Regions from separate parts of the Mus musculus genome. Here regions 2 and 3 are each linked to region 1. Evidence: chromatin loops called from intact Hi-C (ENCODE). Cell type or tissue: left cerebral cortex. All regions are shown on one strand. Links, peaks and the distances in the headings refer to the core of each region. The heading gives the core; the rest is flanking DNA.

Evidence for each region. Hi-C counts contacts between places; a loop is a spot of excess contacts. Peaks named below come from ENCODE experiments on the same cell type or tissue, not always from the same donor. Only the 100,000 strongest peaks of a DNase experiment are listed, where the experiment ranks them.
Region 2: a loop joins it to region 1, with 11 times the contacts of the local background. A loop is called at or near these places in 2 of 42 quality-filtered maps.
Region 3: a loop joins it to region 1, with 3 times the contacts of the local background. A loop is called at or near these places in 2 of 42 quality-filtered maps.

The regions. Positions count from the first base shown.
Region 1 is chr15:51,465,527-51,476,231 of GRCm38, reverse strand. No RefSeq gene overlaps it. Among named protein-coding and RNA genes, the nearest start is that of Gm19303, 75 kb to the right of the region's middle. In left cerebral cortex, for the core only: no CTCF peak of the experiment used is centred there; DNase peaks (open chromatin) are centred at 3,949, 4,257, 4,911, 5,631 and 1 more place; H3K27ac peaks cover 220 bases.
Region 2 is chr15:51,386,831-51,397,535 of GRCm38, reverse strand. Gm19303 (predicted gene, 19303) reads left to right here and starts at 1,926. Exons shown (of 6, transcript NR_045092.1): 1 at 1,926-2,141. In left cerebral cortex, for the core only: no CTCF peak of the experiment used is centred there; DNase peaks (open chromatin) are centred at 4,635, 4,872, 5,983, 6,965 and 1 more place.
Region 3 is chr15:51,198,878-51,209,582 of GRCm38, reverse strand. No RefSeq gene overlaps it. Among named protein-coding and RNA genes, the nearest start is that of Gm34446, 120 kb to the right of the region's middle. In left cerebral cortex, for the core only: no CTCF peak of the experiment used is centred there; DNase peaks (open chromatin) are centred at 2,654, 3,344, 4,060, 6,028 and 1 more place; H3K27ac peaks cover 2,440 bases.

The DNA.
Region 1 (10,705 bases), core at 812-8,811:
GTCCTTCTGCTACATACAGAAACAAACCTCAACATCAAGGCTATATATTACCTCAGTATAAAATTTTGGAAGAAGATATTCCAAGCAAACAGATATAAGAAGCAAGCTGGTGTGGCCATCTTAATATCTAACAAAGTATATTTCAAACCAATCTAATCAAAAGAGATGAAGAATGAAACCTCATATTCATCCAAGAAAATATCTACCAAGAAGCATTTCAATTTATAATATTTATGCCCCAAACACAAGAGTACTAACTTTTGTAAAAGAAACACTTCTACTGCTTAAATAACATGTTGACCCAAGCAAACTGATAGTGGGAAACTTTTATATCCTATTCTCACCAATGAACAGGGTATCCAAACAAAACTAAACAGAGAAATACTGGAGCTAACATTATAAACCAAATTGATCTTACAGATATTTATAGAACATTTTACCCAAACACAAAACATATACCTTCTTCTTTTCACCTCATGGAACTTTCTCTGAAATTGACTGTATCCTTAGACACAAAACAAGTCTAAAAAGATACAGGAAAATTGAAATAAATCCCAGCACCATATTGACTACCACAGATATCAACAACAACAGAAATCTTACAAACTCAGAGAAATCATACAAGTCTCTACTGAATGAAAAATGGGTCAAATCCTACAAATTCATAGAAACCAAACAAGCCTCTAATGAATGAAAAAATGGGTCAAAACAGAAATAAAGAAGGAAATGAAAGACTCTATAATTAAATGAAAATGAATACACAGCATATTCAAACTTATGGGATACAATGAAAACAGTGCTAACAGAAACATTCATAGGCTTAAATGCCTGCATAAAAAAATTGGAGATAGGTCACAATAGCAGCTTAACAACACGCCTAAATCTCTAGAAAAATCAGAAGTAAACAAAACGGAGAGAAGTAGATGGGGAGAAATAATAAAATTTACACTGAAAACAACAAAATAGAACAAAAAGAACAAAACAAAGAATCAATGAAAGGAAGAGTTGGTTCTAGAGAAAGTCAACAAGATAGACAAACACTTACCCATACTAACCAAAAGACAGAGAGAGATTAGCCAAATTAATAAAATAAGATTTAAAGTGGAGTAAACAGCAGACACCAAGGAAATTCAGTTAATTACAAGGACATACTTTTAAAACCTGTACTCCACTATTTTGGAAAACCTAAAAAAGAAATGGATGGGACTAGAAAAAAAATCACAAATGAGGTAACCCAGAAAGACAAAAATGGTAAGTATTCACTTACAAGTATATATTAGCAGCTAAGTATGTGAAAATCAAACTTGACTCCTGGAGGTTTGGTAAAGAAAATAGCTCTTTGGGGAGATACTCGGATATCCTGGGGAAGGGGAAGCAGAATAGATTTTATGGGTGAATTTAGGGGTGGATAGAGCTGGGAACAAGAGGGGGAAAGCATCAGGTAGACATGGGGTGGATGGAGAGTGTGGGGAGAGACAGGTGGATTTGGTGGGCATTTGAGGGGCTATGTGGAAATGTAGTGCAGAGGAAACTTCTTGTAATCTATGAAGATGATCTTAGTGGGGACTCCAAGTAATGGGGGAAACTGAGTCTCAACTGGCCATTTCTTGTAGCCAAGCAAAGCTTCCAAAGGCAAGACAGGGTTGTATTGGATGGGGTTGTTGGCCAAGTGGTCCCTTGGAGATCCCAACACAACCCAGGCTGATGCTAACCGACAACAGTCCCCATTGCTGAGGACACCATCCACACAGCTCATTGGATATGGAGAGGTCAAACAGGTGTCTGTATGGAGCCTTCACCCCTATGTTCTAGTCTCTTTGGTGATGGAAGTTTCTCTGTAGGCTATGGAGGAAAAAACATGAACACCATCTCAGACACCAAACCTTTGGCTTACACTTTGTCCTGCCTGCAAGATGTGCTGGGTCAAAGGTGGGTTAGAACTTGTGGGAGTAGCCAACCAATGTTTGATTTAACTTGAGGCCTTCACCCATGAGAGAAAGTCCATGTTCAACATTGTCTGGCTGCTGGAGACTGAGACCTAAGATAGAACCAAACATGACTGGTCAAAAAAGAAAAATCAATGAAATGATTTCTAATGCTATTATGCTATACTCTCAGGTCACTGCCTTGTCTAGCAGAGGAAGGGAGGAGATGCAGAGACCCACACCCAGGCATTTCACAGAGAGATGGTCTAAACTGAGATCTTTATCTGGTCCCTGCCCTTGAAGCTTAGAGAATCCAGCTGAAGAGAGATAGGTCAGAGGGGATAGAGGACATCAGGAAAACACATCCTACTAAAACAACTAAGCAAGGCTCATATGGGCTCATAGAGAATAAGGCAGCAAGCGCAGGGCTTGCAGGGGTCCACATCAGGACCTCTGTGTATATACTATGGTTGTATTTTTTGTGGGACTCCTAACTGTGGGAGCAGGTGTGTCTCTGATTCATTTGCCTGCTCTTGGAACTCTTCTCCTGTTGGGCTGCTGTGTCCAGTCTCAATATGAAGGCTTTTGAATTCTGTTATGTTGTGTTTGGTTATCTATTTGAGGCCTGCTCTTTTCTGAAGGGAGACAGAGGGATACTGGGTCAAGTAGGGATGATAGGTCAGGGGGTGGGGATCTTGGAGGAGTGAAGAGGGGTAAACTCTAGTTGGGATCTACTATATGAGAGAAGAATCTATTTTCAACAGTAAAAGAAAGATATTCTAGGCAAGCTGAAATATATATAACAACAATATCATGCTTGCAGGACTGTGAACACTTCTAAAGGATGACATTGTAAAATAGTTTAGGTCTATACTATGGAGCAGACAACCAACATATATTTGTGGCTATCTCAGAGTAAATGACTTTAGATCATTGTATTCAAAGAAGTAGATGAACAATATGGAAAAATAATAATATTGGCCACCTCAGTATGCTTATCTTATCTCCACATATAATTTGTTTAAGAGAGGTTTCGAGTTAGGTGGCCCTTAAATTTGCATCATATGATGGGAATCATTGAAGGAATTATTGTTAGCTAAGTGCCAGAGGTTTAATGCTGTAGAGGCTGCATTTGAAAGATGGCCTGTCTGTCAAATGTCCTGTCATGTGGTACAGGAAAGAAGAGAAATTGTAGACATTATCAAACTCCATGTTGATTATATCCTGTGGACAGATAACAGGGAAGTAAGTACCCATGACCTCATGCTATGTGATCTGTCATTTTTCCTTTTGATCAATTCTTTAAATTAATCTCGTCATCAAATTTCCCTATTTGTCTGAGTTGGGTTTTATATGGCCAAAAAATGCTTGATGTGGCTGTCTAGAGGAAATAAATCCAGTATGGTGAGGGAACAAATACTCTCAAGAATGACAAGACTCCTTTTTTTTCCCCCTTTCTTCTTTTTGGCTGTTGTATTGATTACACATGACCTGAACCAACTCTTTCATTTTCATCTTTTCATCTCTGAACCAGGGAGAGCAGCAACATTACTGCTTGATGTTACTGTTGGAAAACATTGACTCTTTCTGATTGCGGAGGATTGTAAGAAATCATTGACTAAAACTGTAGAGATTCTCATTGCTATTTTAGTTTAAGCAACATACTGCCATACGTTGTATTTTAATTACAAGCTAGGTTTCTAAATGCAGACTGTAATTTGATAAAATATCTGTAATGTAGGCAAGCTACTATAGCTAAATACCCTTGCCATTTGTTTATACATATTGTATGTATACATGGGTACCATATGCACAATATGGTGATTCACAATAGGTCTAGTCTTCTGAGGGAGCCGCTTTTTCAGAATGGTGTTTGTAGTAGTAAGAACTATTGCAACAATGGTTTTGGGAAGAGTCAAAATGTGCATCTTGTCTTCACCTGCATCCTCATGACGATCCTGCAACGTCAGAGCTGGACTAGATGTGTTGTTTCACAAGTTGTAAATTCTCATCAGGATGGCAAAACACCCATTTGTGGGAACATGAGTCATGAAGAGCAGAAGGGCAACAGGGAAGATATGAGATGAGTCAGTGAACTGGAATACAGGACAAGTATCACATGCAGCAAGAAGTAGTTTGCCCTTTGGTTCATTTAAAGTGAGAAGCCACAGACAGGTTTTCAGGTGAGTGTGATATAAACTAACTTTTTTTTTTTTTTGAGAAGTGTTGTAGGATACTGTATGAAAACAGCTTGTAGAAGTGTTTGGGAAAGCATAAATAATATCCAGGAAGTTCCTCAGGCAGCTTCATTGAGAAGGACATAGATGACCATTTCTTCAGCCTTCCTTCTACCACAGTACCCATTGGTGTGATATTGAAGTGTCTCTGGGCTATTTTAACATGTTCACAAGCCACAGTTGAGACAAGCATATGCTCTTTTAAATATAACCTGAAAATGCATCTTCCAAATGTTCCATTATATAAATGAGAGATCATTATTTGATAATTTTTTATATTTGTTGCAGAATCAAAGAAATAGAGGTTAAAAACTAATTAGATAGGCAACAAATTGATAGAAATAAACAATAAGATTAGACAATATCCCAATACCAAAAACTGAATGATTTAATGCTCATTCACTAATTAGGCAGAAGAGACTTTTGGTGTACAAGTAAATCGATAGTTCGCGGACAATTTGATTATCTAAGAAATGAAATGAAGTTCTCCATATGACTAAATTAGGAAACTGTAAATTTTTTACTATTGGTGAGATGAAACATAAAAATTGTGCCATTTTCAATGAGAACATCAGCAATAGACTTCTCAGAGAGTCTTGATGGTTTGAAATATATTTAGGATAAGGAATTAAACTGTTCCAAAAGAAGTATTATACCTTCCCCACAAAAGAAACTAGAAATAGACCTTCCCAAACTTGACAGAAGTCTCACAGTACCATATGGCTGCAAGGCTGAACTAGAAAGCTGAAAAGAACAACTTAAGTCATAAGTTACAGCCTTCAACCTACTCGAGGAAGAGTGAATTCTCATTGTCTTTACCCAAGGCTTCACAAAGCTGCTGTCCTATGAAGAAGTGATCAAAAGGCATTTGGCCAAAGCATAAAGAAAAATTTATAGAAGTGTATGAATATGTCAGTGAATAAAAATAACATGCTTTTGCATTTTCATACATATACAGTGATTTCAATAGTTTAAGAAGTCAGGGGTTAGGGAGAGCTGGGGATGCAGCTCAGCTATGGAGCACTTGCCTTTCAGGGGGAACACTGATAAGTGATGGAGTGCTTGCCTCTCAGCCTTGATCCCTGATTCAATTTCTAACACTAGATTTTTCAATTATGTAATTTCCTTGCTCACTTTAAGTGGATGTGTATATATGAATATGTGCATTTGTCTATATATACACATACATATATATAGACATGCATATATAGACATATATACACATGCGTACACACACACACACACACACACACGCACACACACACACATACACACACACACACACACACATATTTGAAATGTAATGAATCCAGGTTTATTATACACTTTATTTAAGTCTGTTCCCTCAAATACACAAACCTCAGATGCCTCAAAACCTGGGTCTCCCTTTTAAACAGAGTTGTGGCTGTGTAGGTGGAGAAAAGAGGAGATGGGGGATGACGGACTTTTGAGGAAAACGGTGTGATTAATCGTCTTGAGAGGGTAGAACAGTTTCCTGGGGATGGATGAATTCTAGCTAAGAGGCAAAATGAACCCTTTAAAGTCACACAGCTCAGCTTAACTGGTTTGTTAGGCTACCTCTGCTCTGTGGTCACATGCAAATCTCTTGTTTCCTTAGGGTGGTTTTAAGGATTGAATCAGACAAGACCCACAGAGTAGGACACTTCCAATAATGCCAGACATACTGTTGAATCTTCTAGTAAGTGTTGCTATTATAAAATAATGAGGCTTATTCCTTTCATATGTGTAGGACTGAAAATTAGGAAAACCTCTATTTGCCAGTCTGTCTACTGAACTCACTCCACTATTTTGTTTATTTCCAAGTTTTCAAGGGATAAAGGACTTTTCTCAGTACTGCTCCCTGTTCCTTATTACTGAGTCAGCATATTAAAAGGGTGGGTTCTCGAAAGCAGCTGTGCACTTTGGCTGATTAGCTTAGGGAACATGTCAGAGGCATGTTTGATGAATGTACATCTCTGACAGACTCAGACACTCCATAGCAGGTGGTTGGAACCCTTACTTTCAAGTGTAGTGGATGAATAGGTCACATGTCTAATGATGCAAGATCACTAAAAACTTCTAGGACATCAGGACACTTCTCAGATAATCTGTCAAAGTTTGGACTCACTATTTTATGTAGATTTAAAGGGCGGAGTATTTGAGATGAATCTATCGTAGGAGTGTTATTGGACGAGTGTGTTTTGAAATTTGTCCAGTGTCCAATAACTCTCTTAAGTTCTTTTTAGCTTCTTAGTTATGCCTGCAAAACTCAGTTATTTAAGTGAGAATAGTCCTTTGTATTGCTTTGTGAGGAAAATCTCATAAATGTCTTTAGTTTCAAGATGATGTTTTAAAGTAGTTTCTGGTGCATCATCTACTAAGACCCTAGCTCTCATTTACATCTAGTTCTGTGAGAAGAGCATTGAAGGTTTTCAGATCTTCAAGCTGAAGCTTCGATCATTCACAATTGTTTTCCAAAGGAAAACTGGAGAGCAAAAAAAATGAGGTTCTGTGGAAATGTTCTGTTGCATTTTTACAGCTAAGATGACTGCCTATAGTCTCCGAGGATAGCACCTTTTAACCCTTAATTTGGTAGGTTCCTAGAACTTGTGGTTTGCCAAATTTATCCTTGCTTGTTCTTTTGTTTGTTGGGGATTCTGCTTTCTGGGTCTCTCAGTGATGCTAGCACCTGGCACAGACTTCAGTTATATTTCTTATCCCGACCTTTGCTCTCCACTTTCTCTTTAAGGAGCGTGATACTTTCAATACCGTGCCAAACATCTTATTTTCTTTAGTAGAGCACATGTTTCCACAGGAGAGCCTCAACTCACCTCTTCTTTTCTTTTTTCTGTTTTTGGTTTCTCGAGACAGGGTTTCTCTGTGTAGCCCTGGCTGTCCTGGAACTCACTCTGTAGACCAGGCTGGCCTCGAACTCAGAAATCCGCCTGCATCTGCCTCCCGAGTGCTGGGATTAAAGGTGCCACCATTGCCCAGCTCAACTCACCTCTTCTACAAGTAAAGCCAAACCACTAGGACTACTTCTGAGGGTCTCCCAGGATGCAACCTGAGTCTGTCTGAGATGAAGCCAGAGGAAGACCAGAAGAGCTACAGGACCACAGCTATAATGATTCCTTTTTTAAAAAGTACTTTTTGTTTTGTTTGTTTGTTTCTATAAATAAGACCTTATATTTCAAGTGTCTCATTTCTGTATAAATTTGTTCAAAGTGAATGATGTAATAAAGAAGATATGCTCCTATAAGTAGCATTACAAATCAAGTATTTCTTGTCCAAACTTATACTGAGCAGACAAGTAATTGCTTCTCTCATTGAGTCTTTGAATTTGGACTATTTGGAGTGAATTATTTTTGTGTTACTTACTATAAAAATACAAAAGAATCTAACTAAATCCAAAATAATTAAATTCCAGAAAGCTCCCAATGATTTTGTATTGGTGTCATTTTTTTTCTTGAACTTGAAATACATAACTCTTGCTGCAAATTGTTCTGAATTATGACTGAGATTTTATATATAGATATTTGTAAGTATGGGTGTGTGTGCACGCATGTGTGTGCACTCACATGCATGCTTGTGTGTATGTGTGCATATGGAAGCTGGGAACTAATATTGTGTATTTTTTTCCCAATGGTTCACCACTTTATATAATTTTAAAGAAATTTTATTTTTATGTGTATCTGTGTGAGTATATGCTACATGTACATGGGCACTCACAAAAGCCAGAAGAGGGTGTTTGAGTCCAGAAGAGGGCTTTGGATTCCCTGGAATTAGAGTTACAGGCAGTTATGGGCTAACTGTGGTAGATACTGGCAATTGAACTCTGATGCCCTGGAACATAGAATGATGAACCCTCTTCTTTTCTCTTCTTTTCTCTTCTCTTCTCTTCTCTTCTCTCCTCTCCCCTCCCCTCCCCTCCCCTCCCCTTCCCTCCTCTTTTCTTTTCTTTTCTTTTCTTTTCTTTTCTTTTCTTTTCTTTTCTTTTCTTTTCTTTTCTTTTCTTTTCTTGAGACAAGGTTTCTCTGTATAGCTCTGGCTGTCCTGGAACTCACTCTGTAGACCAGGCTGGCCCTGAACTCAGAAATCCACCTGCCTCTACCTTCCAAGTGCTGGGATTAAAGGTGTGCACCACCACTGCTCCATGAACCATTTTCTAATCCCATTCATCTTACTACTTTAGCTGGACTCTCACACTGAGACTGGATCTCTCTGATTAGATGACTATCTTGGCTGGGCTTTCAGCGAAAGAGCTGTCTCTGCCTCTCTAGTGCTGAGACTGTAGACTTGCAATGCTTGATCCAGCTTTAACCTAAGTACTGAGCCTCTGGACTCAGATCCTCCTGCTCAGATGGCAAGGTTTTTACAGACTGAGGCATCTATTCTTTTCTTAGTACAATATGTATTTCCTCTAGGTCTACCTGACATCTCCATTCTTCCTCATGGAGACACTGGAGAATCCAGAGGCCAGAAGCCAGTGACAAGTGTCTTTAATTTTACTTTCATAGTCTGGATTCAATTGTAACTGTAGATGAACAGGAAGTGACATTCGGGAATTCTGGAGCCAGCTTCTCAGGTTCCACCTCACTTCCACCATCGGAAACAGAATATTTCTTGCTAATTTTTATCATCTTTCTTCTAATGAAGTGCCTAGTGCTAAATTAATATTTTGACCTCTTAACCCCTATAAGAGAAAGAAGGCTGGCCCGGTTGTAGCATAAGCAATCACTTTCTGTGTTTTGACTTAGGACCAGATACTCCTCTTTAATTATAGTCTTCAGACATCTGAATCTGACCTACTTATCGGAGGACATTCCCAGACATTCAATGTTTATGATTAGTCCCAGAAATATAAGAAACAAACAAGTAAACAAATGCCTTAGATCACTTCATGCCTTGGGGTAGCTATAGCTGTTCAAAGGAGAAGCAGATAAAGCATCCTACTTCTTTGTCTAGATAACAAGTAAATGTGGCCTTCCTTGCCACATCTCCATGGGCTTAACTTGGTTTCAGAGTGACTGCAGCTACATGCCTGGAGTGACTCCTTTTAAACCATTAAGTCTCAACTCCACCTCAACGTTTTCCTTATTAGTCACCGTCGAACTTTTGCCCATACTTGCCAGCATCTGAGAAAATGAACATTTTTGGTCAAGATGCCTTTACATCCTCCCCAGCATAGAAATGCTTCCCCATGCACAGACAGCCTCTGAGGAAGCTCCAAAATGTGAGGTGCTTCTGACATGTCTAGGATAGCCCAGTCCTCCAGGTGAATGGAAACCAGAAGTCTGGCGTCTATATATGAAGATTTTCCCCAAACACCTGCATCTTTATCACAAATCTAGAGTCTCTCTATAAAAAGATTTCCCCAAACATCTGCATCTTTAAAAATCATTAGATTAACAGTCTCCAAACTCTTAAATTCACAGTTCCTAGAAATACTTGTAAAAAAAAAATTGACATGACTCTAGAGGGCTGCCTATTATTTGCTTACTTGCCTTGATCAAATAAAAAAAAAAGAACTCTACTTTTGCAACTGTTTCGTTAAAAGATGGACAAACACATCTAAATTGCAGAAAACAAAATTCTCCTCATCTCTGATTTGACAGTACAATATATGGATTTCCTACTCCACACAGACTTGTGAGGACCTTCTGTTGGAAGCCAGCAAGTCTGAGCTCTGCTCTAGGAACGGCACCACGCCCATTCATGTGTTCTACATCTAAACAACACTCACTGGGGATGTGTCATCCTGAGAGCTTTACTTCTGCGTTTTCTCTCTTATCAGTAGGTTGGAAAGGTCTTTCCGTGCCTCAAGTGTCTCTGCCTCCTGGGTGTGTTCTCCCGATGATGGCTTTGAACTTCATGCTGTTGCTCTGGGATCATAACTCACTGTGTTTATGGGCTTAATGTAGATTACTCATTTTGAAACAGGACCGGTCTTACTTAGACTAAGGAGGAGTAGGCAGCTTCTGAGGTGGCATGACTTGTGTGGTGCTGAGAAAAGTTGATCATATATATATATATATTTGCTTCACAACTTGTAGTCTGAAACATGGATGGTAATTCCTTCCGTTTCTAAGGACTCTGGTTAGTTTCTCCTAGTGTGTCCCTCGGATGATCTCATTTATTTAAGGCAATGAGGTTATTTTTTTATCAACATATTAAGAACTGACAACCTCTAAAGAAGCTCCTAGGAAGGAACATGTCATTGTGTTACTTCACACAGATCTACAGGGACAAGTTGGTCACAGGGCTGGGTTAGAGGAGGTGAGGGTTGGAGATCATGGGCGCATCCTTCATTAAGGTCTTCATGGGAAGGAACAATCAAGGAAGGATAAACAAACTGAGCAGGTTGGGACTGAAAAGCATGACTAATTTGGGCCAACTCTTGATTATTGGTATGAGCTCTATCTGTTAACTTGCCCTATTCATTAGATCAGAGAGGATACTGGCTAGGTTAAGGAGGTAGCTGGAGAATGGACTCTCAAATGGCTGATGTGCATATGAAGGAGAGGATGAAGGCCATCCTGTGGT
Region 2 (10,705 bases), core at 1,732-9,731, 80 kb after region 1:
GGTTTATCATTTGGCTTCAAGGAAAATCCTTGCAGTCACAGAAAGGAATAATGACAATAGTCCTGAAAGACTGTGGCAAGCTTGGCTCATGACTGTGGTGGCTTTGATCAGTGTAATGCAATCCTGAAGTGGTGGGGACCTTGTCTTTTGGGGCATTTGTGTCTAGACCCAAGATCTTAGCTGTGGTCAGACTTTGAACAAACCCCTAACCCAATGTGACTGTTTGGGGAAGGGGGGGGGGCACTGGGAATAGCAGTACTGAGTCCACCACAACAAAGGATATGTGAGCACTCTTCCCAAATATGCTGGTGACTGAGGCTGGTCCAGGAAGACAGGGGTGGGGGATAAGGGAGTAACTTGCTTGATGTGTATTGGTTTCCCTTTTTGGGTGATCCAATGGCCTTTGCCACTGTGTAGAGGTACAGGCTGTAAAACGCTATGGTTTAGTAAAAGCTACTTAATTATTTACTTCAAGCAGTTAATTTTATATTCTGCATTCCCCCCCCTCCCCATAAAAGAAAATATGCTCACGATTCAAGCCAGAAAGAGCTCCCTCTGCACACACATTTACCTTTAGTGGTGTATGTATGAGGCTTCCAGTGACTTTTGGATAAGATGGCTGCAATTTACACCTCTAGTTTTTCAAAAAGCCTTAACAGGGTTGGCTCTAAAAGATAGATAGCTGAAACAGGAGAGGCAGGCATGTGTTTAGGGGCTGTGTGTTTTCTTTTTGTTCTAATCTTTTTGTTTGTTTGTTTTTAGAAGCAAATATGGCAGTTGTTTTCTAATTGATTTTAATTTGCAGTGAAAGAAGAGCTGAATGGGTGAGTAATAATGTCATTATGCGGAGCTTGAAGCATAAGGTTGGTGCATTAGGGACACATAGTCTTTCTAAGGCTTCTTGACTCATACGCATTCAAACAAAGCAAAACAAAATGCTCAGTTGAAAGGAATGCAAGCCCAGGAAGACTTTAGTGTCACTGCAGATTGATAAAAAGAGTCCTATCGGCCTGCCCCACATACCACAGACTGACCATGAAACCTTAGATTGCTTTTCCATACTGTGCCCTGCCTTGTTTGATTTGTCAGGCCCCTCCTTAGCAAGCATTAAGTCACAGCATTAATCCCTGGCTTGAAACTCTTCCTTCTTTTGTTGTGGCCATTGTCCTTCTGTGCTTAGGCAAGCAGGTTCTGGATGCGAAGTGTCACTCCAGGTTAGGGCCAGCCAAGGAACCAATTTCTGCAAATAAATCATTTGTATCTAATGTAATGATGCGGCTCACACCCAGAATACTCCCAGTTGCCTTGTCTCTCTCTCCAGACTCTTGGGTGCCAGATGATTAAGCCTTGCTTCGAGCAGGGGCTGGAAGCAGCTGCTCCCATATCAAACTTCTTTTGCTCTCAGCCAGTTGCAGCTTTGTCTACACGCAGCTGTGATGTGTGGTACCCACTGGCAGCTCTCGTCTCCACCGACAACCTTTCATTTAGGCGCTCTATAAACTTTTCTTAATATCTGCTTGTTAAGCCGGACAGAATGGCATCAGAACAAAGCTAACCTGGCTGCTGAAGCCCTGGCGGCAGCATCTGTCAGGCCTCTTTGTTTCTCCCTTTGATAAAGTTTTACCTGCCTACTATAATGGAGGGCTGGATGGGTGGTTCTGAGGACTTGGAACAGGAGGCATCCATCCAGTTACAAAAAAAGCTCAAAGTAGGAAGTGGTCCTGGGGTGTAGCCAGAGTTGAGTCATGACTTTCTTCCTCCAAATTATTCTCAGTGAATATCAAATCCAACCTTCCCATCACTGCTTATATAAGTATTGGAAAATTTGAATATAACCTTTAAACTTGGTTACTGAATTTTAAAGTGCTTGAAGCAATGATTCAGGCAGTTGTAGTAAATGGTCACATTTGGCTGAGTTGCGTTTTGGAGAAAATTGCCAGTAAAATGAAGATGTGAGGCTAAAGCTGAATGAAGCAAGAGTTCCTTTCCTTGTGGCTTACTTCCATTTCTAAGAACTAATGTGTGAGATGGTATCATTGGAGATCAGAGTGTTACAGAAGAGCTGCGACAGCCAGCACTGCACGTTCAGGAGCCTATGAAGCCCCTATTCAGTCTTCAGATAGGAGAGAACCCCGTGTAAGGTGAGGCTGGGATGGTTCAACCTAACAGCAGCTCCGATGCTGTGCCTGATGAATGCAGGGAGGCTTCCACCTGTGCTTTCTGCACAGATCTGAGGAAGGCTGGAGAACTGTAGAAGCTCTCTGGAGCGTACAAAGCACAGCTCTTGCCTGAAAAGCCAGTGCACATGGTCTGGTGAGTTGAACCAATAAATGACTAGGTAAAGAAGAGTGATGGTAAATAAGGTCTTTTTGGAAGAGAACCTGGTCAGTGAGTGCAATTTGACAGTTTTCTTCTTTCCTTTCCTTTCCTTTCCCTTTCCCTTTCCCTTTCCCTTTCCCTTTCCCTTTCCCTTTCCCTTTCCCTTTCCCTTTCCCTTTCCCTTTCCCTTTCCCTTTCCCTTTCCCTTTCCCTTTCCCTTTCTTTCTTTCTTTCTTTCTTTCTTTCTTTCTTTCTTTCTTTCTTTCTTTCTTTTTTCGAGATAGTGTTTCTCTGTATAGCCCTGGCTGTCCTGGAATTCACTTTGTAGACCAGGCTGGCCTCAAACTCAGAAATCCCCCTGCCTCTGCCTCCCGAGTGCTGGGATTAAAGGCATGCGCAACCACCGCCCAGCTTTCGCCTTTAATATTTTGGAGGGAACATCTGCCCGCCTATTCCCCTGACCTAGCAAAAACAAAATAACATTTTGCCTGATCCATCATTAGTGCACACCTACCTTTCTTTACAATTGAATTTATTTTCACCTATGTGAACGCTGGTGCTAGGTCTGAAATAATGTCTGTGACCATCTCTGCCTCCGCCCTTAAAACCTAACTAGTGTAGAGTACAGGAAAATGTCTGTGAATGTCGTTGCCACTACCTACCTGGCAGAGGGCAGCAAATGAAGCAGAAATCTCTGAGTTCTATTTTTATCTATGTAAGAGCTCCTTAATATATAGTATACATTTGCAAAGCAGAAAAAGAATTAACAGATGAACGGTGGTTTGCCGTGTTAGAAACAATGTTGTGGCATGATATTAGTTTAACTCAGTTAAGGTCAGTTTCAAGTTAAAGAGCAAAAGGATGAGCTGCTTGCTTCTCTGCTCCCCCACACCCTAACTTTCCTCCTAAGCTATGTCCGAGGGAGGATTCCCATCTCCAGACTTTTCTCCTTATAAGGCCCGATCTCTGCCATTAAGAAGTCTGCCTAGAGATTGGACGACTTCAAGCACTAATTCTGTCTCCTGCTCTGTGCTCACTGGCAACAACCATGCCAAGGTCCAGAAGGAGAATCTGGTGGGTGTGTCCTAATAGGAGACAGTGTTCCTACTCTAATTGCCATAAAATCTTTGAAGGCATTGTCTGGTGGATCTAAGAAGACTGATCCTGAAGGTGTGAGGTCAGAGCTGCAAGTCTGGAGCTCAGAGTTTTAAGTTTTAGATTGGCAGTGACTCACAGAAGGGCCGCAGGCACACCTACTCATCTTCTCAGAGTGCTTCAAAACCTAGAAAAATTAACACAGATCCTGACATGGGTATTTTATGGTTTGGAAATTAATAGTCAAGACTGTTCAGGTGACAATAGACAACTCTAAGCGCTAAGGTTTGATCCGGTTGAAGTCTCTGTGAAGTTTTCCTTGGCTCCTTTGTTCTTTCCAAATCTGGGCTTCCCTCTTTGGAGGTCTTTAAATCCATAGTAAGGAAATTCAAATTCCCTTGAAGTTTTGGTCGAATCTTGGCAAAGACAGATGATTCCCTTTAAGACTGTGTCATATGGTGGTTTTGCAAAAGAAATCTTCTTACCTACCGCAAAGATGCCCCCACCCCTTACTCCCTCACCCCCTGCCACTACCATCCTATAAGACCAGATGCCATGCACCATGAGAAAAGACTTCTGTGGTGGGACCACATTGTCTCTGAAGCCATCTGGGTAAAACCCTCCTTGTAGTCTTTGGTCTTGGAAGAGCTATGGAGTGAACCAAAAAGCATCATAAAGACATCGTCCTTTGTTGATGTTCTTCTTCCATGTCTGATGAAACAGCCCTTTTGGGGATAAAAACGTCAAGATGAAAAATGACATGTCAATAAATAGAAATTGAATGAATGTGTTAGCATTAATTCGTTACATTCTACATATGCTCCTCTGAAGAAGTAGCGTTTATATTCAGGCCCAGCTGCAGGCTTCCAGTATGGTAAAATGGGAAGGGACCCAAGAGAGATTGATGCAGCAGCCCCACATGGCTCCCATCCCACTCACTGCTGCCTTGCAGTGCATACTTCTTTCATTGGAAGGCTGTGCCATGGCTAAGTGTTACAGGCCTCGGTGTACTTTGGCCTCTGCTCCCTCTCTTCCATATTTGAGCTCTCTTGGGTGCTGAAGCACATTTCTGTCTCATCTACTTAACTTTGCTGTTAAGTCCCTGCCACCATGCCTGTCTCTTTAGCTTGCTACATTTTACACTTGTTTGCCAGTGGCTGTGAAAAGAAATGACAGCAGAATCTCTCAGGGACTTGGCTCTCATCCAGCATGGAAAACATACTGAGTTGATGTCTCCCAGAGCCTGTCTTTAACTCAGGTGTCCCCATTTCATTGGGCTCCGCAGATTTCCTACATCTGTGGTGTATGACATTGTAAAGACTTTGACTTGGAGACCTGTTTCCCCCCCCTTATGCATCCCCATTCCACGTTTAAGCCAAGGAGCCTATCCATCAGGTCTCAGACTGAAAAAGTACAGATTATTTCAGTCCTGCTTTTAGCAGTGCCCTGTGGAATAAGACACCTCCTGCTCAATGTTCCTTCTATTGCTCTTAAGGTGTGAACAGACAACCAAGATTTATGAGCTGACAGCCATGCTGTGTGAACACTTAGAATGGATGAGTGGGCTTTTGTTTCTAGTTTGGTCTGAGAAGGAAGTAATGAAACAAAAGAATCCCATCTTTTAAAAATTCACGCACAGAGTATTTTATTTCTCCTGCAAATAGCTACTGCTCTTCTACTCTTATGTTCCAGGTTACTATTGAACTAGTTGCTACTGAATCTTTTCTAGAGAGTAAACCCTGTGCTAACCATGAGGCCCCCAACCCTTTAGAGGGAGTGTTGTGATTATATCCATTGAATGAAGAGGAAGTGAAGCCTTCAAGGGGTTAGGGAATTTTATACAAACAGGATCTGAATGCATGATATCCTGCTAAAATATGAATTCCTATGATTGATGTGATACTACACTCATTGGAAAAAAAAGACTTCTTGCTAAACACAGTGGGAGGTATATGACTCAAATCCTGATCTCCAAATGTTATTGATACTAAAAGAAGCAGGGCCTTAGTGCAATGTTGTCTAACAGAGATAGAATATTGTACATATCAAATGTCTCTGTGTTTCAGAATCCTCATTTTTAGATAATTTCTCCTGGTTATTTCTCCTGGTTATTGTAAATGGGGGTTAGGTATTCTAAAATATAAGTAAGATAGCTGGGATAGCACTTGATGACCTGAGAACTGTCAACTGTTTATTAGTGTTTTCTTTTTAAAATGTTCACTACTTATTAGTAGTAATGGTTATTGTGAAATTTCTATATAGTAAACCTACTGTTAATCTCACCACCATCTATGTGGAATATAATATACCGTCCATGTTCTCTTCTATATTTTCAATTGAGTGAAACTAGCTCACACAAATGATCTGCCAGTTAGGACATGAGATTTCTGTAGAGTGATTCTTTGATGTGAGACATAATAAAATACCAAGTTAAGAAAAAACTCTAACTCCTCTGGAAAGAAATTGAGTGTTATCCATGGTGGAGGGAGCAGAGACTGTCATAGGCAGCAGAGTGAAAGCTCATTTGGAGTAGCTGAGGGGGAGAAAGACTCACAGCAGGCATCTCAGGGATTTCATGACTCATGTCTTCTACTGGGGATGGAGGCAATCATATCTCCCTTACTCCTCCAGAGCGTTGCAGATAGTCACGAAAGCTTGTCAGTGGGTTAACCTGTTCTCTGTGTTACCAGGGATGAAGGCAATTATATTTTCTTTGCTTCTCTACTGGCCATAAAAGTAGTCATGAAAGCTTGTCAGTAGGTTAGTTAACATTTTTTTTTTCTGTAGTTGTGAAAAAGAAGAAAGTAGGAGAAAGGGTCTCTCAGGATCTGCTGTCCCCAGAATGGACAGCTAGAGCCCTTTCATTTTGTATTGAGAATCAAGTCCGCTGCCTGAAGGGTAGAAATCAATTTTCCCTGGCATTTTTGTTCAGAGAATATGTGTATGAACACAGAGAAATATGTATAAACATGGTTTATCTAGGAAGAAATGGAAGCCTGCACACGTGTTATGGATATATTGAAAGATGCAAATTTGAGAAAAATACTCTCCATTTTTATAAAAATACAAATGGATTCTGTTCTGCGTTTCTTCAGAGACGTCCCTAATCCATCCTTAACCCATAGCAATGCTAATCCTGCAAAAATTCAACTAAGTGAAAACTGAAAATTAATGTAGCTATTTGATTGAGATGGGAGAAAAACAGACCAGAAGATACGAATGTGACTTGGCAGCTCTTCTTAGAAGATGTTGAGAGTCTGAGTCTACTAACGTGTCATGCCACGGACTATGACCAAATTGTGAAGATGAAGGTGTGATTACTGTCCTTTCTTCTTAGATCCCATTTGTTACATGTCTCCTTAATCTTTAATCCTGTAAAGACAATTCATAGAGTCAGGGCTACCTGAATAAGAAGCAGAAATAACTACACCAAAAGTGCCCAGTCTTTTCTTTCTAAAGTCCTACGCACTCTGAAATGGTCTTCCTTTTAAGATTGCAAAAAATAATTCAGTTGCCTCCCATCACTATCCATGGAAGGGGACCATTCTCCACCTCCCACGGCTTTCTTTGTTTGGAACTGTTCACTCTTGGCAGTAATATTCTTAAACCAGGGAAGAATGAAGAAATTTCACTGTCTTGGTAAAATTACCTCATTTAGGAATAATTGGTATTCACAGAAGAGATGCACATTTTCATCCACCTAGTAATGAACAAATTAACAAGACACCTACTGAGTTGTGTTAACACAATTGCCAAATGTAAAAGGAACTAATTACTAACCACTTCATCCAGACAAACTCAAAACTGCATTCCTAATGGGCTTTGTGGCTGACTTGATGGAGACTATGGAGAAAAGAAATGAACAGGTGCTTGGTGATCAAAGTCTGTCCTTGGTGATTATTCTGGAAAAGGTACTCGCTCTTCAAGATTACAGAGACTGCATCTAGCCTGTCTTCCATGGGGTGAAGAAGTCTACAATATTTGTTCTTTCTTTTCAGAGATAATTGTGGATCATCCATATAATAGCATTTGAAGCATGTGCAGATGGAGTTTAGAAATAGTCATCTTTTATGTAAAGATTTAGGGAGCAAACTTATGTAACTATTGGGTCAGCTAGGCACATTCACAAAGCCCTGATGCCTAAAATAATTTCATCCAGGGGACAACTGATAAAGATGAAAGCAGGATTCTCACATAAATGGTGCATTTTGGTATTTATTCAACTCAATCAGGCTGGTTATTATTTTTCCAGATTCTTATTTGACTCGTCTTTAGAGATAAGATATAATTGCATACGATAGATTTATTTTACTTTGAACTGACAATAAACTTGTGGAATTTTTTTATTTAATTTTAGGATTACTTAGGTTAAATCAAACACTTTAGTAATTTAAAAAAGAATGGGTGGCGTAGGATAATGAACAAGGTCTATCGACCCATGTATCCCTCCCTCCATCTAGCAAATATTACTGGCTTCCGACTAGGTGTTAAGGAATTCTAAAATAAACAGAGACAAATAAACTCTCTACTCTTAAAAACACAAATTCTGGAACATATGACAGGTAAAGGAATAACAATGAAGAAAGGGAATGAAAAAGATGATGTCAGAGACTAATAACTGGGCTGAAATCCAAGGAAGAGGCGGTGTATGAAAGAGGCATGGAATGGAGAATGGGAAGTAGTCTGCCACTTTAACCAATTTGCACAGGTATGGTGGTCTGTCAATGTTTCCACTACCTTGACGTGGTCCCTGTATAAGTCTGTCTATGTTTTTTTGTTCAATGGAATAAGTTGGTTATAACTCAGTATCAAAGACAAAACTACACAGACAGTTAGCTCTCATTGTATAAATACACATACATTTTAGGGACTTGGAAGGAATGGAAACTTGTATAAAGGCTTAGCTATATAGTATCTCCTAGTAATGTCGGAAGGTATACCCATAAATTCTTGCCCACATGATTGCCTAAACATGGGCTGAATAAGGATAACAGCAATAAATATGCTAGCAAGGATGAACAAAAGCTGCAAGCCAAGACACAGAGTAAAGGCAACAGGAAAATGCTGAGAAGCTGAGAAACTGTCTTCCTCAGGAAAAAGCCTGTAAATTGGTTATCCTATACCACAGACTGAGCCCTAAAAATATGCATACAAATGACATTACATAAGCTATCTATCTATCTATCTATCTATCTATCTATCTATCTATCTATCTATCTATCTATCTATCTACCTATCTATCTATCTATCATGGTAGGAATTAGTAAAAAAGACCCAAGAACTTATAACAGAGCATGGAGAATGGTTTAGAGAAAAGAAAAGTAACAAGAGAGTAGTGGTACTGAACCATCCTAGGCCACAGCATGAAACCTTGTCTCAGAAAACCAACTAACCAATAGTACTATTTGTTTCCTGGGTGATTTGGTATGTGAATGAATTATTCAGTGATTAAAGTAAATGAAACTATGCTCTTGGAAATTATTTCAAACATTAGGGAGTCACGTCAAGGTATGGCTGGAAACCACAATATCATACACACCTAACTCATCATATAATTTTTTCAAAGTATGGGTATAAAAAGACATTGGAAACTTTCTCAGGATTGGTCTCATATGAAGGATGTGTTTTTTCAGTAGGTGTGCACTGGAAGAGTTTTGAATTCTCCTTCTAAGATCAGGCAGAGCACCTTCTGTAGCTGGGACCACCAGAAATCAGGCAACCAGAAGAACATTTTCTTTGGGGTAAAGGAGAGAGATTAAAGCAAGAGAAATGGAGTCACTTAGAAAACCACTTAGTAAGTTGGTAAAGATGATGAGGTGAGATAAAGAGCAATTGACCAGGTTTGAAATATCTGGTGGGTGGCTTCGGACAACCTATTTTCTTCCCTAAAGCGAAGCTCTGAAAATACAGAGAGTATTTCATGGCAATGTTGAGTTTAGAAAAAAGGACAAAGTTTTTTTTAAGGTGGGTACCCTCTCTCTTTATACACACCTACCAGAGGTTCATGATGTACCCAGGAATTAAGAGACTAGGAAAGACCCAAAAGATAAAATTCATATATCATTGGGTTTCCCAAAAATGCAATTTTTGGTTAAAGAAAGCTATGATTTGAAATGTTTATTAAACTATAAACCTTGATAAGAGTTTTAATGTTAATAGATTCTCTTATAACACTTGGAAAACGTGGTGAATTTGAGCTGTGTTGGTCCATGACTTCAATACCAGTACTGGAGAGACAGAGGTATGGGGATCTCTGAGATCAAGGTCAGCCTGGTCTACAGAGCCCTACTAAAAATACTTGCTTCATTGGATTTAGAAGCAAACAATTTGCAAACTTTCCCTTATGATCACGGTTGACATATTTTGAAAACAATTTTTTTTCTGACAAATATAGGGTTAGGATGCTGAGGAGAAATATGATTTTATTATTCTGTTTAGAACTTCACAGTTGGGTTTTCTCTACAGAGAACATGTATGCAGTCTCTAATCACATATCCTTTACAAGTGCTTCTTCACATTTTACAAAGTCCGGGGCCTCTTTATTAGAGGATTATTATGAGTTCATTTCATCACTTTTTTTTTTTTTAGACAGGCTTTCTCTTTGTAGCTCTGGCTGTCTTGGAACTTGCTCTGTATACCAGGCTGATCATGAACTTAGAGACTCAACTGCCTCTCCTTCTCCAGTGCTGGGATTAAAGTTGTGTGCCACCACAGCCAGACAATCTGCCACTTTTAAAAAGCATTTGCAAAACACATGAAACTCAAAAAGAATGAAGACCAAAGTGTGGACACTTTGCCCCTTCTTAGAATTGGGAACAAAACACCCATGGAAGGAGTTACAGAGACAAAGTTTGGAGCTGAGACGAAAGGATGGACCATCTAGAGACTGCCATACTCGGGGATCCATCCCATAACCAACCTCCAAACGCTGACACCATTGCATACACCAGCAAGATTTTGCTGAAAGGACCCTGATATAGCTGTCTCTTGTGAGGCCTGGTCTGGCTGGGGCCTGCCAAACACAGCAGTGGATGCTCACAGTCAGCTATTGGATAGAACACAGGGCCCCCAATGGAGGAGCTAGAGAAAGTACCCAAGGAGCTAAAGGGATCTGCAACCCTATAGGTGGAACAACAATATGAACTAACCAGTACCCCCAGGAGCTCGTGTCTCTAGCTGCATATGTATCAAAAGATGGCCTAGTCGGCCATCACTGGGAAGAGAGACCCCTTGGTCTTGCAAACTTTATATGCCTCAGTAAGGGGGAACTCCAGGGCCAAAAAGTGGGAGT
Region 3 (10,705 bases), core at 1-8,000, 270 kb after region 1:
TCTCTGCCTCCCAAGACTGCTGGATCACACATGTGTCACTATCCAGCTTTGTGGGTTCTGAGGACCTGTGTTCATGCCATCACCCACTGAGCCATGGCTCCCTTTAATGAGATCATTTTTCGACCTGACACAGCCAAAGGAAACTAGAAGATGAAGCTGAAATTGGCCAAATAGAAACATAAATAGAGTAGAGTATGAGGAATGGAAAAGCCTACAATATCAGATTACAATCATTTTCAGTATTCTAATATATGTGTAATTTTGATTTCACAATGATAAGAGATAGAATAAAAATAAATATATAAAAATAGTAGCAGAGAACTTTTAAAAAATCATGGTAATGCTATATGTAAAATAGCAAAATAATAAAAATTTGATAACTTGAAGACATGTACTTTATGCCCTAGGAAAGCCACTAAAATATTTAAAAGATATTTAAATAACAATTAATATGAAAAAGCATAGTACTGTGGGTAACATTCAACAGACACAACACAAAATAAATAACAAATTAAAAATGTGGGAAGGAAAGAACCACACGAAACAAACTCCGGAGTATACTTACACAAAATAAATAGACTTCAGGGTTCAGCTGTCTTTTGTCCACAAGACAAAGATAAAACAGCAAAGTTTTAAATGTCTCATAGAAAGTTCTGAGAAAAAGCTCTGTTTGACCAAAAGAAAGCCCTTGATCCTGTCTAATGTGGAGGAATGAAGTACTTGGGAGAAGAGACATCATTACAAAGGAGAATATCACATAATGAAAGTACCAGTTCCCCAACAATATGTCACGATAGCCAATGTACACTGATGGGTGAACCACATGACCTCAAAATGCACAGACTGAGAAGTCACAAAACTCAGATGGGGTATTGCAAACAAAAGTAGTCGGAGATGTCCGTCCTACTTTTAGTAACTAATAGAATTAGTAGCAAAACAATCGAACAAACAAAAAAGGCCCCCCCAAATCAGAGGAGACAGAATGAACAATGTCAGGACTAAAAGAAGATACAAGACAAAATTGTTATAGACAACTGAAGAACAGTAAAAAATGACTCTAATCGAACGGTATACTGGCAGTGGACTTGATCATAATAATAAATGCTGGCAAGAACAAAGAGCAGTCGTAAGGTCATATGTTATCTTACTGGTGGAATATAAAAATGATACAGATGCTGCAAAAAATTATCTGTTAGTTTCTTAAAACATTAAATTAAATGTTCTTATAAAATATTCTAAGCATTGTTCCTCTGGGCGTATAGTCCTGGGAAATGAAAGTTTTACTCATGCAAAAACTTTTATGTGTATACACATACAGGTTCTACTTACAGTGTTTTAATTATATATAAGAAGCAATGCAAGTGTCATGAAATTGTTAATGAGGGGGAACTGTGTGGTTCATTTGTAAAATGGAGCAGTATTCAACAAGGGAAAGAAACAGGTTGCTTACTGGGGCATATGGGAACAGAATGAACTCTAAATGTTTACTGCTAGATGAAAGAAGACAGATATGGAAGGCTACTAAAGGTGAGGTTGTATTCATATGATATGTGACAACTCTTAACACTATAGAGAATCATAAACCAAACCTGTGCTGATGAAACTATACATTTATGTCTGTGGTGTTCACAACTGTTTGGAGTAGAACTCTCCAAGTGGAGATGTAGCTCTAAACACTTTTCAGAAGTGTGTGTTTTTCTGTTGGACAAACATATGTAAACCTTCATATCAAGAAGATGGACATGTTGTAGATGAGAAAGGTGTGCAGGTCACACATTTCAAGGAGTAGGGAATAGTAAATGCTTAAAGGAGCCCCATGGTTCTGGGTTGGAGTTGTGGAATTGTTTGAGTAGACTGAAGTTAGTAACAAGTGGGGCCTTAGCTCTATCCACAAAGAAGAATAAGAAGAATTGGCAATAGCCAGAAGCAGTAAGGTATACCTAATGTCCAAGTCATGGTTTGTCAATATCAGTCTCTTATAAAGAAAAATGTGTTATTTGGAGAACTGGTTGATTCTAAGATTTGGAATAATCTTGGAGCATCTTAGGATACCAAGCACCAGAGGTGGAATAGAAAGAAGGAAACAAGAGAAGAATGAACATAGGAGGGAGAGGGGATGATGAAAAAAGGGAGGAGGCATGGAGGGAGGAGGGCAAGACACTTTCATGTGATGCAGAATTTCTGGATTAGACTGTAGAAAAGAACAGGAATATTCATGGAAAGCTGTTAAAGTTCAAATAAATTATGAAAGGTATGTGGAAAATTTCTGTACTGACAAGCTTCTTTAGGTCTAAAATTATCTCATTATCTTCAAAAGCAGTTAGCATTCACATTAAAAAAGAAAGATTAGCATACAACTTATAAACCCCAGAACGGATTCTTCCAGACTGCCAGTCAGTTAAGGAAGGTTTGGGGGTATAGTTTAATCTAAAAGTGCCAAAGAAATTATTGGGCAATGAACTGCATAAGTTGTTGAGAGCATTGTTGTCCCTGAAGAACCTGAAAGACAGGGTATAAGTCAACAACTGCCTTGAAGGACAGAGGCTTGATTTTTTTTTTTAAGGAAGCCTGGGAGTTCTCTCTGAGCATTTAGCCACATGGAAGATTCCAGAAATAACTTCACACTGTGATTTAGCCTGTGCATTTGTATGTAGGTTAATGGAAGTCTCCACCGTTCAACTGCAATGTCTTATAGTCAAACGTAAAATTTGGAAACATTAAAAGGAAGCACACATCAGGAAATCTTGGTTATGAATTGAATATACACAAGGTTTTATATTTTCCCCCTTATTCATTACAGTCCATTTTAAGCTCAAGTGGTTTCCCATCTGGACTAAGAAATTGCACTGCTGAAATGTTAATGCTTTTTTTTTCTTGCTATTGTTTTATTATAATTCATTTTGAAGAGGTTTACAATCTAGCAGATTAGAAAGTCTACTGAATTGACAGAGCTCATGCGTTAAACAATTGATTCTTCTGAGGGGGTGGAAGCTACCAATGGAACAATCTGGATATCAGCAGGTTTTTTCCCTCATGTGACAAAATCCGTAAGTCTTTGATTGTTTTTCCTAGCCTGATTTTATTTTTTAGATTTTTTTCCCCTCAGTTTGATTCATAAAAAAAAAAAAAAAAGCTGCACCAGGAAACAATCTAACTTTGCAGCAGAACCTTGACCCAGGAGTTGAGGGGGTATTCCATTTCTGATTCAGAGAGTAATTCCATAGACTGCTCTCTTCATTTTCCATTTCACTTCTAGTCTCTTTTTCTCTGTTAATTTTCTTCTTGGAAGCTTTGCAGCTGAAACACAGGTGGGCGGGTGTGGAGGTTGTGGTTTCCTTTTCAGGGTTCCGTCTACATTGCTTTAAATCTCCTCTGATTTGAGCAGCCTGTCTGATCCTTTTAGTATTTATGTTAAGGGTGGACACAAAGGACTATGGTAGCCCAGAGAAGCAGATTGTTAAAAGTAGGTCTCATTGTCTGCAGAACTGTGAAAATGATAAATGACTAAGAATAAATACTTTATGTTGTTCGAACTACTGCGCTCTTATTATTTTAAATGATAATACAGCTAGCCTGTGATTGAGTGAGCTTTTTTATTTTTTCACTCAGAGAATTAGTCAAGATCTAGTTACATAACCAAGGCAAGAGAGGGAAAGGCCGATTGAGGAAGAGCAGAAAAGGAAGGGAAAAAAGTTGCTGGTTATTTTTCAATTGCTGTTGTTAATTCAATTGTAAAGTTTGAATTGAATAGGAAATATTCTCCTAACAAATGCATAGTGATTGCTTCATGCAGGAGGATGAACTTTGCTATGGAGACAAATGAGTCAAAGTTCATTTTTAAAATTGTGCCTACGATAATTATAGTTCCTATCCTTAAGGACCACGGGTAAGATAGGGTTTTTTAAAACCTTCCCCATTTTGTAATAGTTGACATTTCCCACAGGCTTCATCTTGATGAAGAATATAAAGCTTCCTCTGCCTTTATACCCTCCACCCAGTCTGGACCCCGATGTTCGCTCCATCAGCAGTCTGTGCCACACAGCCTTTGCTAAGAAGGTTTATACGGATTTCATAGGATTTTCAGCAAATGAAGCTGGTACTTTTCTCTACTACATGGATCATTCTTTTCTTCTCTTTCATGCTTTTGTAGTATGGTGTGCAAGGCACATGTTCAGATAGTAGTCTTCTGACTCTGCATTAAAACACATCTGTAGAAGTCAGTTGGAACCATAAAAAAAACACACTAATAGTAAGCCAGTAATGACCACAATAGTGACCGCTCTCCTGTCGGTACATCCATTCTGTACTCTCAATAGCTACTTCCTTGTCAAATCTTCTTTGTGACTGTTCAACATGCCCATTGTCATGGCCAGTTGAATTTAGGTCACTTGCAGGATCATGGGTAAAATTATACACATAATTTATTAGATGAATTAATATTAGCTAAATGAGAAAATACAGAAATTATTTTTAACACAGGATTATTCTAATCCTGGAGTATACTGAGCCCTCTCAACAATTTAATACAAAAAAGGCAGTCATATGCACAAAATATAAGGTGATTTTTGTTTAAGTGTATATTTTTAATATAGCCCCTTTCAATTCTGCACTCCATTTCCAGTCATTGTAAGCCTTTTTTATTTTGATATAAAAAGCACAAAGAAACAAGAAAGAAGAAAGAAAGAAAGAAAGAAAGAAAGAAAGAAAGAAAGAAAGAAAGAGGGAGGGAGGGAGGGAGGGAGGGAGGGAGGGAGGGAGGAAGGGTGGAAGGTAGGAAGGAAGGAGGGAAGGAAGGAAGGAAGGAAGGAAGGAAGGAAGGAAGGAAGGAATAGAAAAGAGAGCTATATAGGTTTTACATCTTTTAGGTGACATGTTCCATAAACCTTAAATCTGATGAAAATTTTTGTGAGTTTCTAGTATAGCTATTTATATCATTCTAATGAAACAAGACTGGAAGTTCAGAAGAGTAAAATCATATTGTATTAGTAAAAGTGTCACTTAGAAAATTTATGTTTAATATATAAATTCAACCAGATGCTTCAGACATCATGATTTAACATAATGACGGTAGGTTAGACAAGAACCACACCTACATAATTTCCCCAGATTTGTCTTTATTGGTTCCAATTTGATACTTTAAGGATTTATTAGACTTGTTTTAGACATAGTTATGTTTAATATAGATGAAAAAACTCCAGAGAAAGAGCAAGCAAAGCATCAATTTGTACATTCAAAATGTATGCTAACGATAGCTAGAATTATGATGTAATCACAAAAGTATGGTAAGAAAACAGAGAAGAGGAAAATAAAAGGCCTACTTCTCCTCTCTTATGTGTTGTGGTGGAGAACATTACAGTAAATACTTGAAACCTTACTAAGAATGAAAGGAACCCAGAAATGAAATTGAATACCCAGAGAGAAGGGCTGCTTACTTCAGGCTTCTCTTGTACTTGATTACTAAAGGAAACTTAATGGACATGGGCAGACAACTTTTTACCACACTGTATATGGATGTAGTTCTGAACATACAATATTTCATAACACGTTCAAGAGAAGAGCATCATCCAAAAGAGAGGAACTATTTTAGAAAGAACACTCTGGAAAGATAAGATTCACCTATAAAAGTTATCATTTTTAGATGTGTATGGAAGTACAGTTATAACATACAACACATTAAACATATTATAACATACAACAAATTAAAAATAATGCCTCTTTTTGAAATAGACTTTTAGCCAGATTGGTATGCATATGTGCACGTGTGTGAGTATGTATGTGTGTGTGTGTGCATGTATGTGCATGTGTGTGTGTGTGTGCATGTATGTGCATGTGTGTGTGTATGCATGTATGTGCATGTGTGTGTGTGGTGGTGGTGGTAGTCTTTTACTATATGGAAGAAGCTCATGCTGGCCAGCATGGGCAAAGAAAGAAGGTGACCCCTTCACTGTGAGTCTGTGGACACAGTCTAACTACATCTGCTCAGATACTGCCATTGCTTCCAACATTGATGTTCTCAAATGGGTAATGTGGATCTGAGCCAGAGGACGGCTGGCTCTTTTCAACATTGCTAGTTGCTAAGGAAAGAAAATGATTTTTTTAATATAAATTTTAAATATAAAATTTGAGGATCTTCCAACAAAATCCTACATCTGTGACTGAAAGAGGCACTCGTTTCACAAGAAGATAAATAAATGAAGGCTGTTGTAAACTAAGAAAAATAAGCATGGGGCCTCTGCTTAGGTGACACTTTCTCTGAATTTTGATTTGACTGTTTTGAGAGCACTTTGAGGTTCACAGAAAAACTGTGATGTCCCATGTACACCCCAAGTGTGTAGCCTTTGCCACTGCCTGCATCGCCACTGAAGGAGCACATTTCTTTTTTTTTTCCTGGTATACATATTTATTTGTTTTTTTTTCCATTTTTTATTAGGTATTTAGCTCATTTACATTTCCAATGCTATACCAAAAGTCCCCCATACCCACCCACCCCCACTCCCCTACCCACCCACTCCCCCTTTTTGGCCCTGGCGTTCCCCTGTACTGGGGCATATAAAGTTTGCGTGTCCAATGGGCCTCTCTTTCCAGTGATGGCCGACTAGGCCATCTTTTGATACATATGCAGCTAGAGTCAAGAGCTCCGGGGTACTGGTTAGTTCTTAATGTTGTTCCACCTATAGGGTTGCAGATCCCTTTAGCTGAAGGAGCACATTTCTAACAGTTGATGAATCTATCCTGACATGTAGCTGCCACTTCACCATGGTGTACATCACAGTCATCTTTCCTGGTGTGCATTTTGCAGACAGACTTTCTGTGATTAAACGAGCATGCCTTACAATTTTCTGCACAGCTTTCTGTAGCACTTTCCCAGAGTGCTTCTGAAGATTAAATGAACTAATGTTACATTTGCATAGTATTAAACACCTTGCTATTCCTAGTTAGACTTTTCTTTTTAAAATCTCATATAAGTTATCTTTATGCTATTAGTTTAAAAAACAAATACAAATCTTCACATTAGTATTTAATAATTTAATTACTTTCCTCTGAGGCTAATAAAAATCTAAGCTTCTAGTGTTTATCTCTCTTTCTCTCTATTTTGTTTTGCAAGCTAAAATGATAGATTAGCACTCAGTAATTCTTAGGGAAAAAATGAGCAGTTGGTGGTGTGGTCTTTCCAGACCACATGGCATGATCTCTGCAATACAGGACATTTTTCTAAGATGCAGCCAAATCTTTGTTATGGAATGAAAGTGTCAGCAGTGCCAGGAGTGAGTTCCAAAGGACACAGGCCATCAGGATATGACCTTTTTCTGTGTGAACAGTGACAGCTAGATGGATTCTTGTGGGCCATTAACTATGAACCATGAGATAGACCTCAATGGTCTTTTAAGATCAATAGTGTCATTAGAGGAGCACTGTTATAGGATGTAACTAATCTTTTGGGCAGTATGTTTTGAATTTTATATATTTCGCATCTATTATCACTTCCTTTTAAATCATCTTTATTAAAATATAGCTCAGTTCATATTCAGTCCATGCCCTTAACACATCTTACCCAAAAGTTCTCATTATGACTAAGTTGGACAACTATCAGTCTAATCAAATCGAGACTCCCATCATATATTAAAGGAACTCAATAACAAAAAGTAGTTATGAAGTGTGCCTCAACATTTCTAACTCCTTTACCTCAAATTTCCCTACTTTTGCACGTCCTGGTAATACCTTATGGGATTTTGAAACAACCAATGCCATTACTTTATCATTCTGTTAGCATTAAAATATTGAATTCATTAAGCATGAAAAAACGAAGTGATCCATCCAATGTATGGCTGTGAGCATCCACTTCTGTATTTGTCAGGCACTGGCAAAGCCTCTCAGGAGACAGCTATATCAGGCTCCTGTTAGCAAGCTCTTGTTGGCATCCACAATAGTGTCTGGGTTTGGTGGTTGTTTATGGGATGGAACCCCAGGTGGGGCAGTCTCTGGATGGTCATTCTCTGCTTCGAACTTTGTCTCTGTAACTCCTCCCATGGGTATTTTGTTTCCCCTTCTAAGAAGGATCGAAGTATCTACATTTGGTTTTCCTTCTTGAGTTTCATGTGTTTTGCAAATTGGTCCCCAATGAAGGATCTAAAGAAAGTATCCAAGAGCTGAAGGGGTTTGCAGCGCCATAGAAGGAACAACAATATGAACTAACCAGTACCCCCAGAGTTTCCTGGGACTAAACCACCAATCAAATAAGAAACATGGTGGGGCATCATGGCTCTAGCTGCCTATGTAACAGGGGATTGCCTAGTCGGTCATCAATGGGAGGAGAGACCTTTGGTCCTGTGAAGATTCTATGACCCAGTATAGGAGAATGCCAGGGCCAGGAAGAGGGAATGGGTGGGTTGGGGAGCAGGGAGAGGTGGATAAGGAGGGGGAGAGGTGGATAAGGATAGGGGATTTTCGGAGGGGAAATTAGAAAAGGGGATAACATTTGAAATGTAAATAAAGAAATATCTAATAAAAATAAATAAAGAAAAAAAAAGGAAAAGAAAAGACGAAGTGAGCTCATGAGTTCATAGATCATACCAATCATCAGGGGCAACCTTTGTCCTTCAGCGCCTCAACAGACTAAAGGAAGGAAGTGGAAAGAGCTTCATTGCAATCTAGCCCCTAGAGCTTTTGTTCTGCTTCTGCTAGTATGTACCTAACACTGGGCAATTAGCAGCAGCTAGTGTCAAAGCACATGAGCTCAATGTGGTGGCACACACACCTGTAATCACAGTACTGGGAGGGAAAAGCATGCAAATCTTTGAGTTTATGACCAGCCTGGACTTTAGAGTGAAATGCAGGGCAGTCAGAACTAGAGAGAGACACTGTCTTGAAAACCCAACAAACAAACAAGCAAAATAAAACAAAAAAATCACTTAGAATGCTTTCAGTGTTCCAGATAAGTATGAATATAAACATTTTTACATTAGGACTTTCTAAGGGAGAGTCCTAATGCGCGTATTTCCAGTGGGAGTATTATTTGAGTGACTTAAAAACTATGAGTCTTTAAACTATCTTGATTTTCCCCTGTATTTAAAAAAGATAAAGTTATTAGTCAAAGTCTTTTAAATATTCAGAATGGACCAAGTTCCTTAATAAGTACCTTTATCTAAGTAAATACAGTGAATTCATTTTTTTTTTTAAAGAGCCTTACAGTTTGTATGGATAAAGAATAAATTTTTTTCCAGGACATCTGTAATTCTGCCTGATGTGGGGGAGAATTTCCTAACAACTGGTCAGGCTTCTGAAAAATCTTTAATTATTATATACTGATTATGGATAGCAATGGATTTTATTCTGACATTTTTCGTCTATATATAAAATGTGATCTGATTTAATTTATTCCCCGGTCTCTCTTCTCATCCCATTCCATTTCTTTCTTTCCTATACAGTTCCCCTCCTACATTCATCTCTGTTGTTCTTCCTTCTTTTCCTTTCTTCTTCCTTCCTCACCTCATCTCTCCACACATCCCTATCTCCCCCTCCTCCTCCCTCTCTGTCCCCCACTCTCTCTGATCCAATGAGTTTAATTAGCACTGCTTACAAGAGTATATGTGAGGACAACTTTCCAGTGGTTATATGAAGCAAGTGACTTGTCCTTTCCAGGGAACCAGAATCTATTTATAGTTATCCAGCAAGGAGTGGTTATAACCTTGTCCTTTTCCCCATCACCCCAGTGCCTGAGTGTTGACTCGGAGGCTAGTTATTTATTTAAAAAGGTGTCAGACATAAACTAGGCTTATTCCCCTACTAGCTCATAACCCCCTTTAAACTATTCTTTGTCTGCCACGTGACTTGTTACCTGTTCTTATTTCCATACAATGGATAAACTTCCTTCCAGTAGAGGTGACAAATCTTCCTGGTCCTATCTCCCAGAATTCCCCTTTCTCTACCAGAATTCCAACCTTCAAATTCCTGCCTGTTGCTAATAGGCCATCAACCTTTTAATTGACAGGTGATGCTTCCCCACAGTACCGAAGAGATTATTACCTCTCCAGGTGTAGCTGCAGGAGCTCCACCATAATCCTTTATGGATCACTGATAACTGCAATTCCATGCAAGACTTGTGAGAGTAACCTCAGCTGTTTTGAGTTCAAGAATAAAAAGACCATGTCATATCCAGAAGAAAGCATCTCGATAAAGTCTGTTCAGTGAACAGAAAGTTCACCCCCTCTCCACCAATAAGTCAAGTGATAGATTAGTATACTACAAAGGATATTAACATTTCTCAGGTAACAACATTTGAAATCAATTTTTGGTTAAGTTATTCTTTTCCTTTCAAAAAATGGAATAACTGTATAGCTCCATTGAAATAAATATGTTAGTTGGCTCTGTCAACAACATAGCACATAACACATGTTAAACAGGAGGTAGATGGGGTGATGATCACGGTAGTGCCTGGTACAATACGCCCACAAGGGCTGTGATTTAGCTTCCCCATCTTGGCACAGGCAGAGAATCATCAGAAAGCATCCTTCGCAGCAGCCTTTTTTGCCACACAAGCCTTCCTGTTGTTAAAACCCTGTCCAGGAGCTCTGAGCTCAAATATATCACTGTTCCTTTCCAAACATGTGGACTTATGCAGGGGACACTTGGTAGCCATGCTCTGAAAAGAGAGCAGAGTTCAGATTTTCACTGCATGTTATAGACACAAACAACTCAAACTCGATAA